Regions from separate parts of the Homo sapiens genome. Here region 2 is linked to region 1. A link is an interaction called in ENCODE POLR2A ChIA-PET data of the cell type or tissue named here. Cell type or tissue: A673. All regions are shown on one strand. Region 1 overlaps ECT2 (epithelial cell transforming 2). Region 2 has its middle 5.7 kb from the start of NCEH1.

Evidence for each region. Peaks named below come from ENCODE experiments on the same cell type or tissue, not always from the same donor. Only the 100,000 strongest peaks of a DNase experiment are listed, where the experiment ranks them.
Region 2: POLR2A ChIA-PET joins it to region 1 with 8 read pairs; 5 of 35 experiments call an interaction of 5 or more read pairs at or near these places.

What each region holds. Positions count from the first base shown.
Region 1 is chr3:172,776,907-172,780,906 of GRCh38, reverse strand. The region is part of intron 14 of ECT2 (epithelial cell transforming 2); the gene reads right to left. Among named protein-coding and RNA genes, the nearest start is that of ECT2, 28 kb to the right of the region's middle. In A673, no CTCF peak of the experiment used is centred here; no DNase peak of the experiment used is centred here; H3K27ac peaks cover 305 bases.
Region 2 is chr3:172,714,761-172,718,760 of GRCh38, reverse strand. No RefSeq gene overlaps it. Among named protein-coding and RNA genes, the nearest start is that of NCEH1, 5.7 kb to the right of the region's middle. In A673, a CTCF peak has its summit at 1,073 (motif pointing right); no DNase peak of the experiment used is centred here.

The DNA.
Region 1 (4,000 bases):
AACTCAAGAAGACAATCCAATCAAAAAACAGGCAACAGACAGTAGCCATTTCACCAAAAATAATATACAAATGGCCAATAACCATGTGAAAAGACACTTATCATTAATCATCAGGGAAATACAATTAAAGCCACAAGAGATGTCTCCTCACCCACTAGGATGGTTATAATTTAAGAAAAAAAAAGATAAGTGTTTTTAAAGAATGTGGAGAAATTGGAACTCTCATTCATTACTGGTGAAAATAACAACTGATGGGTCTGAGCTTCTCAGGAGGCTGACGTGGGAGGACCACTTGAGACCAGAGTTTGAGGCCGGCCTGGGTAATCTGGCATGACCACATCTCTAAATAAATTAACTAATTAACTTTAAAATAATGGGAAAACCCTGGCATTTTCTTAAAATTTTTAAATACAAAACTACCATATAGCTCATCAATGCTACTCCTAGGTATCTACTCAAGAGAAATGAAAACATGTCCACATGGATCTGCACACCACACTCTCACAGCAGCATTATTCATAATAGCCAAAAATGGAAACAATCTAAATGTCTATCAACTGGTGAACAGACAATTTAAAGTTAGTATAGCCATATAATGGAATATTATTTGACCAGAAAAAAAGAACTTCTAACACGCTACATTTAGATGAACTAAAAATCACATGCTAAGAGGAAACCATATATAAAAGACCACATACTATATAAACATATTTACAATACTATATAGTGTATCAAATAGTATATCTATATGCTATGTATATATACATAGTATCAATGTATAACATATTAAATATATAAAATGTCCAGAAAAGGCAAAATCATAGATACAGAAAGTACATTAGTGGTTGCCTATGGCTGGGTGTAGAAATAAAGATTAATTTTAAGTAGACATCTTATTTGGGGTGGGTAGTGAAAATCTCCTAGAGTGGATTTATAGTGATGGTTGTACCACTTGGTTAAGTTATTAAAATAACTGAATTGTATCATATTTTCTTTCTTTTTTTTTTTTTTGAGACAGGGTCTCACTCTTTTGCTCAGGCTGGAGTGCAGTGGCACAACTCACTGTAGCCTCAACCACCCAAGCTCAAGCAATCCTCCCACCTAAGCTTCCCAAGTAGCTGGGACTACTGGCATGTGCCACCACAGCCAGCTGTTTTATTTTTTGCAAAAATGGGTTCTCACTATGTTGACCAGGCTGGTCTCAAACTCCTAGATTCAAGCGATATTCCTGCCTCAGCCTTCCAAAGTGCTGGGATTACAGGCAGGAGCCACCAGGCCTGGCCTGAATTGTGTTATTTTAAATAGGTGAATTTAAAAACACGTAAGATGTACCTCAGTAAAGCTGTTAAAAAATAATACATGTTAAATAATATTTTAAAATTTTGAATACAGCAACTACCAATATATAAAATCCACATAGGTAAAACTTCTTCAATCTTTAAGAATGAAAAGGGATCCTGAAGACAAAAAATTTAAGAATTACAGTAAAGTTCAAAAGCGAGAAAAACTACTTTCAATAGCATAAAAGTAAACTCAAAGCAAGAATATTTTAACAGCCCACACACATCAAGAACTGGGAAGATTGAACTGTTCAGAAATGCACTTGAAAGAAAAAAAAGAAAGAAAAATATTATAAATAAGTCTAATCTTGGGGCAATATAATGCAGTGAATTCTGGCACTGACTACTGAGGTTTAAATACTGGCTCTTGGGCTTGTTACTTCTGTGCCCTTGGACAAGTTATTTAAGCTATATGTTCCTCAATTTCCTATTCTGAAAAATAAGGAATGTAATTATTCCTACATCATAGAGGATTTTATGAGCATAACTATCTGTTAGGGATTCCTCTAAATGCTTTACAAGTATTAATTCATAAACCTGTAAAATAAATACTTACATAAGAACATTGCTCTAAGAAAGCAAAATCATCTTTAGGCACTCTGAAATATAGTCTGCTCTGTTTCTGGTTAACTTTTAATTCCTAATGCTTGTTGAATAAAGATTGCTGTCTTAGGCCGGGTGCCGTGGCTCATGCCTGTAATCCCAGCACTTTGGGAGGCCGAGGCGGGCAGATCACAAGGTCAGGAGTTCGAGACTAGCCTGGCCAGCATGATGAAACTCCGTCTCTACTAAAAATACAAAAAACTAGCCAGGCATGGTGGCGCGTGCCTGTAGTCCCAGCTACTCAGGAGGCTAGGGCAGGAGAATTGCTTGAACCCGGCAGGTGGAGGTTGCAGTGAGCTGAGATTGTGCAATTGCACTCCAGCCTGGGCGACAGAGCGAGACTCCATCTCAAAAAAAAAAAAAAAAAAAAAAAAAGATAGCTAATAGCTCAGGAACTAAGTAATAAAGAAACTAAGGCTTAGAGAGATTAAGTAACTTTCCTCAAATCACACAGCTGTGAACCAGTATTGAAACTCAGTATTGTCTGACTCAGATTCCATGTTATTCCACAGTTCCTCCCCATTAGAAAGGGGGACTCAGTTTGGCAGGCGAGTCCCCAGTAGCTTTATTCATAATACCACTACTTCTTACAACATTTCTGAGGGAAAATGCCCGATACAATTTAGGACAGAGACTGAGATGTATTTCCTCCTCCTTGTCTATAATACATCAGAAATTCTCATAGGATTCTCTTAACTTTTCCTCTAAAAGAACGGACAATTCTACAGTTCTGAGACAGAGCAGATTCCAAAGCCTGGGCAAGAATATTAGATAAGTGGGGAAGTCATAAACAGATGGGGCTTAAGAAAGCTAAGCTACTTACTTCTTTTCTTCCTTGTTAAGATTTATTCTGCACTGTTAAGTAGGTAGAAACAGCGCAGAATTAATCTTAACCAGGGTTTCTCTTTTGCTGAGCTCATTGCACAGTAAGCCAACATACATGGGTTCCTGAAACAAGTACACAATTCTTTTGAGGCTTACGCTAAAATAACAACAGATATATATAAAAAGAAAAAGAACTCCTATCAATCTCTGTCTCTTGTTTCATCATAGTTGCATAGTTTTGAGACAGGGTCTCACTCTGTTGCTCAGGCTGGAGTGTAGTGGCATGATCTTGACTCACTGCAACCTCTGCCTCCTGGGTTCAAGCGATCCTAACACCTCAGCCTCCCGAAGAGTTGGAACTACAGGCATGCGCCACCACACCCAGCTAATTTTTGCATTTTTTGTAGCGATGGGGTTTTGCCTTGTTGCCCAGGCTGGTCTCAAACTCCTGGGCTCAGGCAATCCACTTGCCTCGGCCTCCCAAAGTGCAGAAATTACAGACATCAGCCACTGTGCCAAGCTAAGAGCAGAAAATTGTACATCAAGGATTAATGATGTTTAATCTTGAAAAAGAAAAATTCATACTGAGGAAAAGAGAGAGATGTATATAACAACCTCAAAAATTTTCATCTTACTCAAAACATCAGCTCACTAGACCTTGGAAGCAAAGTAAGGATGAGGCTTCTAAAGTTGTATACATAATACCTAGATAAGAAAATACAGTGAGTGCTAGTCTTAATTTTGAAAGTTAAAGGTAACACAACCATCATTTAGTAAACATTTACCGAAAGTAATCTAAATGCTAGACAGTGGGTGTAAACACAATGGGTAAAAAAAAGTTTTAACACTACAAAAAACTTAAGATTAGTTTGCCCAACTTCATGAGTCAGTTATTATTATCCCCATTTTATAAACAGGAAAACTGAAGCACTTAAAGTCACCTGACTTCAAACTCAATCAAATCTGCTTTGTTCAGGCCAAGCACAGTGGTGTAATCTAAGCACTGTGAGAGGCAGAGGCAGGCAGATTACCTGAGGTCAGGAGTTTGAGACCTGCCTGGCCAATGTGGTGAAACCCCACCTCCACTAAAAATACAAAAATTAGCCAGGTGTGGTGGCGCACACCTGTCCCAGCTACTAGGGAGGCTAAGGCAGGAGAATCATTTGAACCTGGGAGATGGAGGTTGCAGTGAGCCAAGACTGCACCACTGCACTCCAGCCTGAGCAACAGAG
Region 2 (4,000 bases), 62 kb after region 1:
CACTGCCTTCCCAGAAAACTCATGAATAATCCACTCCTTGTTTAGCATATAATCAAGAAATAACTCTAAGTGTACTTGGTCAAGCAGACCATGCCACTGCTGTGCCTATGGAGTAGCCATTCTTTTATTTCTTTGCTTTATTTTTTTTTTTGAGACAAAGTCTCGCTCTTGTCACCCAGGCTAGAGTGCAATGGCACAATCTTGGCTTACTGCAACCTCTGCCTCCCAGGTTCAAGTGATTCTCCTGCCTCTGCCTCCTGAGTAGCTGGAATTACAGGTGTCTGCCACCACACCTGGCTAATTTGTGTATTTTTAGTAGAGATGGGGTTTCACCATGTTGGGTAGGCTGGTCACAAACTCCTGACCTCAAGTGATCCGCCTATATGAGTGATGTCTTTCTAAGAGGAGAACAGATAGAAAGACCAACACACAGAGAAGACAGCCATGGGAAGACAGAGGCAGAGACTGGTGGCATTTACAAGCCCAGGAACACCAAGGATTGCCTGCAACCTCCGAAGCTAGGATGAGGCAAGGAAGAATCCTCCCTTAGAGCCCTCAGAGAGAGCATGTCCCTGTCAACACCTTGGCCCTGCCAACACCTAAAATCAAAGCCTTGATTTCAGCCTCCAGAACTTTAAGATAAATACCTGTCTGTTGTTTTAAGCCACCAAGTCTGTGGTACTTTGTTACAGCAGTCATAGGAGACTAAACTAATCACTGAGGGCAAGATACAGGAAACTGGGAGATGAGGCACCAGGAGTGGTCCCTGCAATGTGTGTTTATGGTGGTACGAGGAGGCAATATGAGGCTCCAGTTCAGGAAGCAACACTGTGGTTTTCCTGGAGTTGCCATGAGCCAACTCCAGGAAAAATTCAGCCTGGTCCAGGCTGGTCCAGGATGAATTTTTTATAAACTCATAAATCTTTGGGGCGATGATTTAACAGGGTGGTTTCAAAAAAGAGAGAGAATATTCCTTTTATTCTTTGAACACAACCCTAGATTTTCGCTGTTAAGTGAATATAATACCGTTTTGGTTGGCAAGATGAAGTATGAGCTTCAAACCATAACCAGTAGAGGGCATTATGCAAAACAGGCAGACACATAAAGGAAGTCATTGACAAGCCATTTTTTGAAACATATCATGTAGTGATTTAGACCTTAATTAAATGTTAACATTGCATTTAGACCAGAGAATGCTGCTGAATACAATGCTGAGTAAACTAAAAACAGTTTAAAGACCTTTATTACTTTGTATCAGTCTTTTTATTTTATACTTACATAGTTTGTATTAATGGCTTGATGCTTTGTTTCAGGGTTTGATATATCATGTGTCCCTGGTAATATACTTGTATCATATACTTTGTATTATATAGTTTGTATAAGTGGTTTAATATGTTATGATGCTTGGGTTACCCATCTTGGCTGTTCCCAAGTACAGCCCTGACACCTCCTGTAAGGGTCCAGCCTCTAAATCCAGTGGCCTGCTGGACATCTTCATCAGGATGCTTTACCTGGAGCACATCATATGACTGAACTCATTTTTTTTTTTTTGAGATGGAGTCTCGCTCTGTTGCCAGGCTGGAATGCAGTGGCACAATCTCGGCTCACCGCAACCTCCGCCTCCCAGGTTCAAGTGATTCTCCTGCCTCAGCCTCCGGAGCAACTGGGATTACAGGCATGCACCACCACACCCAGCTAATTTTTGTATTTTTAGGAGAGACGGGGTTTCACCATGTTGGCCAGGCTGGTCTTAATCTCCTGACCTCGTGATCCACCCACCTCGGCTTCCCAAAGTGCTGGGATTACAGGCGTTGAGCCACTGTGCCTGGCCTCAACTCATTATTTTATCCCCAGACCTGCTTTGCCTCTGGTATTTCTTATGCCAGTTAATGACATTGCCCAAACCAGAAACTTTGAAGTCATTGCTGGCTCCATCCTCTCCCTCTCCCTTTCAAGAATCCAATTAGGAAATTCCACCAATTTAACTTCTCAATGATTTCCTTGCCTTTCAGTATTCACCACTATTCCGTGCCTCTAGTTCAGACAGACCCCTCTCTGACCACTTCCTCTTGGCCTCTTGTCAACTTCTCCTTCTTCTTCTCCTAAACAGTAAATGCCAACACCCTTTGGCCTGCTTTTCTTCTGCCCAACCCTAGACCCTTCCCCATCACGCGGGCGCGGACACACACACACACACACACACACACACACACAGCTTCTGTCTCATTCATTGTCATGGCTTCAGTTACAGGATGAAGATTCACATTTACATCTCCAGCTTGTGTCTGGGAGCCTACGTACTGTCTCTACTTAAATGTTTTATAGATACCTCAAACCTAACTCTTCCAAACTAAATTTATCATTTCCCCTTAAATCTTTTACCCTTTACCATTCTTTATCTCTGAAAAGGCAACACCATTCTCCCATCTGCTTCAGCGAGTGACCCGGAAATTCATCTTGACTCCTTTATTCTCCCTTTACAAGTCTTCTTGATTCTACCTCTCAGGTATCTTTTGACTCTTCATTCTCATTTTCATCACCTGATACAAGTTTATGCTAATACCATCTCTATCTTGCACACCTTAAAAGCAACATCCTTGACCAGGTGCAGTGGCTCATGCCTGTAATCCTAGCACTTTGGGAGGCTGAGGTGGTTGGATTGCCTGAGCTCAGGAGTTCAAGACCAGCCTGGGCAACACAGTAAAACCCCATCTCTACTAAAATACAGCAATGACAAAATTAGCCAGGCATGGCAGCGTGCACCTGTAGTCCTAGCTACTTGGGAGGCTGAGGCAGGAGAATTGCTTGAACCTGGGAGGCAGAGGTTGCAGTGAGCCGAGATCACGCCACTGCACTCCAATCTGGATGACAGAGTGAGACTCCATCTCCAAAAAAAACCAAAAAGCAAAACAAAAACAAACAAACAAAAAAACAACATCCTCCCAACTACTTCATCTGTTCTCTCCCCACACACATACCCTGTACATCGCTACCGGAGCGATCTCATGCAAACCCTTCAGTGTCTCTCCACTGCCTAAAGGATAATGTTCAAACTCTTCAGTGACATAACACACTCGTAGCAGGCCCTCATTGTGTGATCCCTAACTCTTCAGGTTATACTCTCATTACACTCCACCTCCCTGCATCTGATGCTCCAGAAATATTGAACTATGTGTAGTTCTCTGCTCCCATCACACTTCAGAACTCCCATATAATCTCTTCTTTCTGCTTGGGATGGTCTCACTTATTGTCTGCCTGTACACACACTCCTTTTCAGCCTGCAGAACTTGCTCAGTCATCGCCATTTTTGAGTATTTCTTATTCCTCATTTTTCTGGAACAGAATTTTGACTTCTTCTGTGTTACATTTCTGAGCTGTGTACATATTTGAAACTATCTACTTATCTGACTTTCTCTCTAACTAGAACACTTTTTCACAAGGAAAGGAACTATATTTTCATCACGACAGCATCTACCACAGTGCCTTACAGATAGCAAAACTCAATAAATGTTGAACTAAAGTTCTGCTTGTCGTGGATGAAGAAAACCACTTCACATGGTGTAATAGATGGAATTTTGGGAAAATTATTTCAAGTGATAAAAATAAAGATTTTGTTAAGCAATGATATTGCTATGTCATATATTTAGATGTTAATAAAAATTAATCTAAGACAATTCCATAAAAACGGAAAAGTCAATTTCTGCACTCAAACTACACCTTATTGCCTTAGAAACAGAGTATTTTGACTCTTGTTATCATCGTTCATAATTTATGAGTATGTCTTATCTCCCCTATCTCTAAAATATACCCAAAATCTGTCCCCTTGATTCCATTGCTAAACTAAACTGCAGCTCCGGGCCACCATCATATCTCATCTGGACTACTGCAAAAGCCACCTGACAGGTCTTCTCCACATGGCAGCTGTAGTGCTCCTTTTTAAATATATGAATAGATCAGATCATGTCACTTTCCTGTTACAAAACCTCCAATTGCTTCCCAT